Linked DNA regions of Homo sapiens: region 2 is linked to region 1. The links are chromatin contacts, found by Hi-C or POLR2A ChIA-PET in ENCODE. All regions are on one chromosome and are shown on one strand. The core of a region is the stretch at or near the end of the contact, and the rest is flanking DNA. Distances in the headings are between cores, read along the strand shown. Region 1 holds the start of ARHGAP20 (Rho GTPase activating protein 20). Region 2 holds the start of RDX (radixin).

Evidence for each region. Hi-C counts contacts between places; a loop is a spot of excess contacts on that map. ChIA-PET counts read pairs that join two places held with the same protein, here RNA polymerase II (POLR2A). Pooled maps may share reads with other maps.
Region 2: a map of ascending aorta shows a loop between it and region 1 (2.9-fold over the local background). The contact joins the promoter of RDX here to the promoter of ARHGAP20 in region 1. A Hi-C loop is called at or near these places in 1 of 168 maps with a recorded cell type or tissue (ascending aorta) and 10 of 50 pooled maps. POLR2A ChIA-PET finds 5 or more read pairs at or near these places in 1 of 52 experiments (activated CD4-positive, alpha-beta T cell).

Annotation. Positions count from the first base shown.
Region 1 is chr11:110,710,623-110,714,138 of GRCh38, forward strand. ARHGAP20 (Rho GTPase activating protein 20) reads right to left here and starts at 1,815. Exons shown (of 15, transcript NM_001384657.1): 1 at 1,505-1,815. The coding sequence starts at 1,609. RefSeq lists enhancers at 34-679, 1,662-2,163 and silencers at 1,687-1,746, 1,767-1,926.
Region 2 is chr11:110,295,027-110,298,481 of GRCh38, forward strand. RDX (radixin) reads right to left here and starts at 1,588. Exons shown (of 14, transcript NM_002906.4): 1 at 1,441-1,588. RefSeq lists an enhancer at 685-1,557 and silencers at 771-830, 961-1,060, 1,071-1,120, 1,171-1,970.

The DNA of each region.
Region 1 (3,516 bases), core at 565-3,064:
TCCGAAGGGGAAAAGCGACAAGGACAAACCGCAGCCTCAATACATCAAAGGCTGAGCTGGCACTACAGCCCATACATCATCAAGTTCACGGACACCCCTAGATGGCTCCGTGACACGGTCAAGGTCCTTGGGAACTCCCACACATTTCTATACTCGGCACACCGATCACCTCTCTTCAACTGACCTCTAGCCAACCTAAGATCCTGGTGGGAAGATTTATGAAAGGCAGTAAAATCAAGACAAGCAGGGAACCTGCGTAACCCCTTTAAGTCTCTAATGAAACAAATGCAATCCCTTAAGATATTTCTTAAGGAAAAGCTAGAAGATGCCTCTAATCGCAACTTGTTTCCAGAAAAGCTGGAAGGGCACCACTAAGACAAGGCAAAAAAAAAAAAAAAGGCAAAATATCGGAAAGTCTTATGCTGGAAGCGGGGGTGGGGAGGCGGGGGACAGGCAGACAGGGCTAGAAACACCCAAATCAATTCCTCAGGGAGCGAAACGGCAGAGGCCGGCAGCCCGCGGCCCACGTGCACTTGCTCAGGGAACCGTTCCAGCGAAACCTGACCCGGATCGGAATCCTCCCGCAGCACAGCGGCCGTGTTTATCGGAATGGAACGCTACAAGTTGTCACCTGCATCCCTCTCCCAGCTTTGACAGGGAACACGCGCTGCCCCCACGCCCACACCGACACCCGGATCCCTATCCAGCCCGGCCAGAGTCCCAGGGGCCAGGGACCAGTGCAGGGAGAAGGTCCCCCACCTCAGCCCTCAGGACCCCCAACCACAGCCCACCCGCCCCCACCCTGCTCGGTTCTAGGCCCAGCCGAACCTACATGTCCCCGTAGTGTCGAGCGTTATCATCCACAGTCGCCCCTCAAACTGTGACCCCCACCTGGGAGACCCGGAATCATCCAGGACCCTGGTGTGGGGGGCAGTACTCCCCATATCTGCCCCCCGAAAACTGCTATGGAGCAGCCGCGCCTCGGCGGGCAGGTGAGGGGGCCGAGCCCACCAGCGCCGCAGCCCCGCTGCCTACCTTCTTCAGCGCCGGCTGCCGCTCCCGGGCAGACATCGCCGGCCCTGACTTTGGGGCTGACACCGCCAAAGGGCAGTCAGTGCTCGCCCAGGCCACTTCGGGAGGCCCAGGGGCACGGCGAGGGGTCGGGGAAAGGCGATCGCCCACTACAGCCCGCGCGCCTAGACTGAGGGAGGAGCCGGGCTGCAGAACCGGCGGCGGATGGAGACGGGAGGGAGGCTGCGAGGTCGCTCGAGGAGAGACTAAGGCTCTAGAAACGGAGAAGCGGGCGCTCTGCGGGAGGCGGCGGCGCTGCCGCTGGCCGTCAAGGGCGGGAAGTGTTCTGGGACTCTCATTAGGGGCCGCGAGCCTCGAGCGTCAAATTCCCGCGGCGTCCGCCTAGCGCGCTGCTGTGGCGGGCGCGGAGGGCGCGCGCCGGCAGTGGGGGCTGCGGCGGCGGAGGGCACGGGCCCCCGCTCAGCGTCCTCACCTTCTTGGTGCAGCTGCCTCCCGCGAGCCGAGACACTCCTGTCAGGGAAGAGGAGCGCCCCGGCTGTCCCCCTAGAGTCTCCTGCTGGGGGGACATCGCTTCCATGAAGAAAATCTTCAAACAAATCCCAGCCCAGGAGGAGGCTACACGATCATGTCCGCGGGCTGCCGGCCGGAGGGGCGAGGACGCGCGGGCGGAGGCGCGGCTGCCGTGCTCAGGCAGGGAGCCGAGCTCCGGGTGCTCGCCGCGCGCCTCCCGTCGGGGCCATGTACCTCCGCCTGCGCTCGACACCGCGGGCTGGAGGCGAGTGCAGCGGCGACAGCCCGTCAGCGCCGCGGCCCGCCCCGCCTCGGGCCCGCCCCCTCCGCTCCGGGCGCCCTGCGCCGGGGCCCGCCCCCGCAGCCCTCCTCAGCCCTCCTCCAGCCTGGGCCCTCCTAGCCTCGTCCCAGCCTGCGGCGCGCCTGGCGGGCGTCTCTCTATATATGTTAGCACACCGGCCACCGGCTGACCTTTTCGGTCTGTGACTCCGCGTGGGTGCAGCCCGCAGGAGCTCATCGGCCTGTGTCACGCACGGGGGCCTCTAGTGCACGGACACGCGCCTCTCCCGCCACCTGCCCACTCCCACCAGACCCCATCCCTTCCCGCGCCGTGCCCGCGGCGGAAGGCGCCCCTGCAGCGCGTGCATCCGCGGAGCGGTGGCGACCTCAGCCTGAGCAGAGGAGTTGCAGTGATTCCTGCCTCGCTTTCAGCGGACTGCGGAGGGAATCCCCCACCCCACCCCACTGGGGATAGGGTGGCACGTCGCAGAGTGTCGCAGCTGTACAAATTTGGAAGCCCACAGCATCGCCTGACCTCTTGTGCAATCCCGAACGCTAGCCTGTTCGGGTAACCCTGAGTGGGCTTCTGCAGCCGGTCATGTCAGCGGCCCCTGCACATTTGCACCCGCGGTTTCCGCTGTCTGCAGGCTGCAGAGACGGGGGCATTCCAAACGTGAAAGAGCAATGAAGGAAAATGCAGACAGAGCGAGGACGCCGAAATTTGGCTAAGCTATTGAGAAGGCTACAATATGTGGAAGTGTTTATCAGATATCTGCGCCGAGAGCATAACTTCCTGTCAGCCCAAATAGAGGCAAAAATATTTTAAAGGCCAAAGAATAATCAGAGGGAGAGGATTTGGAGCTGACCCGCGTTGAGCTGAGTGTTGCTGCACTTTGCGGGGCTGGTTGACTGGTACGGATGATTCGGTAGATGGCATTCTTCCCTTGGAGTCAGGACTAGAGAAGCAGTGGCGGATTAGTGAGGAAGGACACCACGCTATGATATTAGGTTGTGGAAGGGGTTTGGTTTGCTTTTGTGGTAAGAAGAAAAAAATCGAGGTTCCTGCCAGGTTAGGCTGTTATTAGGACAGGTTGTAGAAGAATAGGGCTCTGGCCGGCTCTGTTCCAAGGAAGGGATGCTGTCCAACACACACTCGCGCGCGCACACATCACCACCATGCCCAGGAATGGTTTATTGTGGAAATAATAGGGGGAAAATGTTCCAGCCCGTTTTAAGCCTTGTCCACCTCACACTGTTTAAAGTAGGCTTACATAGGCTTTATAAATCACACACACGTATAAATCACACACACGTATAAATCACATGTATGATTTGTAAATCATCTATTATTGTGTTTATGTATGTGTGCATATACACACACAGTTTTTCATGGCTACTCTCTTTTTGCAGCTGAGACCCATGTGCAGCGACAGGACTTTGCCCCCACCATAGAGTTTGTCATGAATTCTACACGCAGAGGGCTTTGCAGTTCCTTTCATTCCTTGCTGAAATCATCCACTTACAACTCGTTAGCCTCTTTTGGTTCCTATCATAAATGCACGCTCCCAATTTTCCTTACTCTGTTTTATTTCGATAACACTTATCTCCTTCTAATATATCATGTAATTTACTTAGTATGTTTAGTGTTTATTATCTATATCTCAGAGAAATGCAAGCTTCCAGAGGGCAGGAATC
Region 2 (3,455 bases), core at 338-2,837, 420 kb before region 1:
ACTGCAATCGTCTTTACAGCATACGATTAACTTCAAAAGGAGTGTTTTACATGTTGCTGTATTTGAAGGAAAGTATTATTAATCTCTGGAAGATAAAGCACACTGGGGAAAGCAAAGAAATTCTGAAAATAAAAAACTGCAATCCTGAATATTAGTCTCCTTTCTCAAATCCAGTGATGCTGTTTTGGCAAATGGATCAAGCCATTATTTATCCAGCAACATGAACGGGGTAATTGTTCCTTCTTAGCTCCATCAGTCATATAAAAGAGTATTTAGTGTTCTAAAAAAAAAAAAAAAAAAAGAAGTATGCTCCTTAAACAATAGATTACAATGTCTATGTCAAAGTACTCGTTTATCAAATAAACCCTTATTATCTTAGACTTTTATATTTACATCCTGCCAGTCTTAGTGCCACAAGAATGCCATCGAGTTCCTCAGCAACGTGTCTTCCACCAAAATCTCAAATGTATTTTAAAATATATTTTTATGAAGTTGACTTTTAACACATTTCCAACCTAGTAACTACTCTTTAAGGAAAAAAAAAAACCACCAAATATTGGGAATGTCTGAAGAAACATGACATCTGTCTAGGAAGTGATGTAGTCTGTTTAAACTGAAAAAAAAAAAAAAACAAAAATGCACTGCCCCCTTTCAAAGTTAGTCCGGGAATTGAGTTTAGAATCCTTTAAAGGAAAAGAGGGATATCATGTACTGAACTTGTCTGGTGGGGTCTGAGACACTAAAACTGAGCGGCCTCAAGGGCCCGAGAAAGTTACAGGGCTCCGAGAGCTGCAACAGCAGCAGGTAGAGCTGCGGCCGGGAACCGCGGCCCTGGCCTGGCGGGTGCGAGCGGCGGGAGCGACTGGCGCCCCAAAGCCTGTCATGCAACATCCCCTTTGCCACTGGGGCGGAACGCACGCTCTCTAGTAATTTAACACCCCTCCTTTCAAACTGGAGGCCGGGGAACAAGTTCTAATAAATGTAAAATCGAATTCTACCTACGCTGAATATCTGGATTTTCAAACAACCCTTGGGACCATGCCAGCCCGGGCCCGGGGCCCAGTCCAGGCAGCGGGAGCCCACCGTCCCCAGGGCGCTGGGGGTCCGACACCGGCGCTGAAGGCAGACTCCGCGCCCCGAGGAAAGGAGAATCCCGCGGCGGCGAAGGTCGACTTTGGCCCGGCCAGGCACGTTCGGGCCGCGGCTCAGCCACGACTCGGGCAGGGCCTCGCGGCCCCTACCAGCCCCGGGAGGAGCCTGGCCGGCCGGGCCGTTACCACAGTGGCGCCTCGGCCAGCTGGGCGCGAGCGGAGGCGCGCCAAGCCCTGGCGGCGGCGCCACGGCCGGGCAGCACGGGCCCCGCAACTTCGCGCCGCCACCTTAGCGTCTCCGGAGGAACCGGGAGCGGGGAGTGGGGGAAGGGAGGGCGCCGCGCCTTACCCGGAGAGCGGGCGGCTTCTGCCCGCCGGCGTGTGGCTGGGGCGCTGCGCGGCGGCGCGGCTGCGACAGGGAGGGAGAAGCGGTGGTGCGAGCGCTGGCCCGCGGGAGACGAGAGGCGCCGCCGCCACCGCAGACAGCTCCGCAATATGGCCGCTCGGCGCCTCCGCGGGAAAAGGCGGGGCTGCCCGGCGCCCCCCCGCCTCCCCCTGCCGGCCGGCCGTCCTCGCGCCGCGGACTGAGCGCCAACGCCGCCGCTGGGGGCCGCCCCCGCCCCGCCCCTCCCGCAGGCTCGCAGCCGCAGGCCTGGCTCCGGGCGTGGCCGGGGGTCGCGGTCTGGGGCCGGCCAACGCGAGGTGGGTGGCTGCGGGCTCGGGAGCGCCCAGGGAAATAGGGCGAATGCGCCGGAGGGTCGAGCCCTTCCAGAGAGCGCTGGGCTCCAGCTAAACCTGCGGTCGAGGGAAGCGGAGCCGCCCAGCCCAAAGCTCGGAGTGTGCCCGCCGCCTCCCCAACGAGTGGAAACTTGAAACTCCCGCTGGTGCCAGCAAACTCACTGAGGGCGTTGCCGTCGCCCCCAGAGGAGGAATTCTTCCCAGAGGGAGCCGGGGACCAAATGAAGCGTGAGACTTGGCTGTTAGGTTTGAAGATCCTGGACTGGGAAGGAGAAAAGGGCCTACCTGAGCGGAATTTAGATTTGCAACAAAGAACGTTTACATTATTTTGGCAGGTTTTAGCCAACTAGAAAAACTTAATTTTTCAGCGACAATTTTCAAACTTCACCAAAACCTCAATGGATAAGACCCCAAATCAGGAGTGCAAATTTTAATCCAAGCAAGGATGTGTGATAATTTTTTATTACCAACGACATGCTTTGGCAGTTGGAAGGAGTTGGTTAGCAAGAAAAAGTTGGAAGTAGGGCCCCAAAGAGCCGCCAAACCTACATAATTCTAGATTTAGAGAAAGTTAGGCATTCGATCTTAAGACTAAGTCTAGCCCACTCACTTTAGTTAGTGGCTGGGATGAGACAGGAAGCTCCTGACTTCTGGATCAGTCTTCTGTCATCTAATCCATGCTGAGTCCCCTCAGTATTGTCTGCTGGGATGATTCAGGGAGCAAAACTTGCTATGAGTATACAAACAGCAAGCGCACAAAATCAGATTCGCCTGGCTTGCCCTGTTTGCAATACTTTTTTTAGCTTATCTTTTGTGAACAAACTTTAGATTCAAATAACAAAACGCCTGAGTATACTTACTTTTATAGGACAAATAACTCCTATACTTCCTGCCTTAGCATTTACCTTAGGTGAGACAGTAGCTTTTCCAGGAAATATCTGCAAATCACTTTCACTAGCCTGCCTCTTCAGTGAGTTTCCACTATTGCCCTTTGAGACCTCTCCGAACAATTAAAAGCCCCCAAGAGACTCAAGGGTTAAACTCAAGGGCCTTTAGATAGCAAATTCCTCAAGGATGGGAACCAGGTGTGTGACTTGCGACCAAATAGGTTCTTGTGGTTCTTAGGGACCACCAAAAGATCACTCCTTACCTCTCCCTAGGGTGCAAGAATTATCCTGGTTATTGTTCAGCCTACCACATCAGGTTGCAGGCATAGTCAAAGTATTACGTAATACTTCCCATGAAGTAGGTAAGAAAAAAAAGTATTATGTAAATTCCTACATAGTACACTAATCAAATGAAATTATATAACACACTTTTGCAACTGAAAGTGAAGGATTCACTGTTGTTGGTCAGGTGCCAGACACTGGTGTGAAATTCTTTTACATGACTGTCTCTTTTAATGGTTACAAAAACCCTCTGGGATAAATACTATTATTGACCCTTTAAAAAAAATCGATGAATAAGACAGCTTAAAAAGAGGTAAGTAATTTCCCCAATGTAACAAAACTAGGAAGTGGCAGAGCAGTGACCAAACCCAAATATATGTTTGACTCCAAAAGCCTTGATTTTATCCTATCTTCTGCAACAGCAAACAGACCAAAAATTGCAACATTTTAGTTGGGT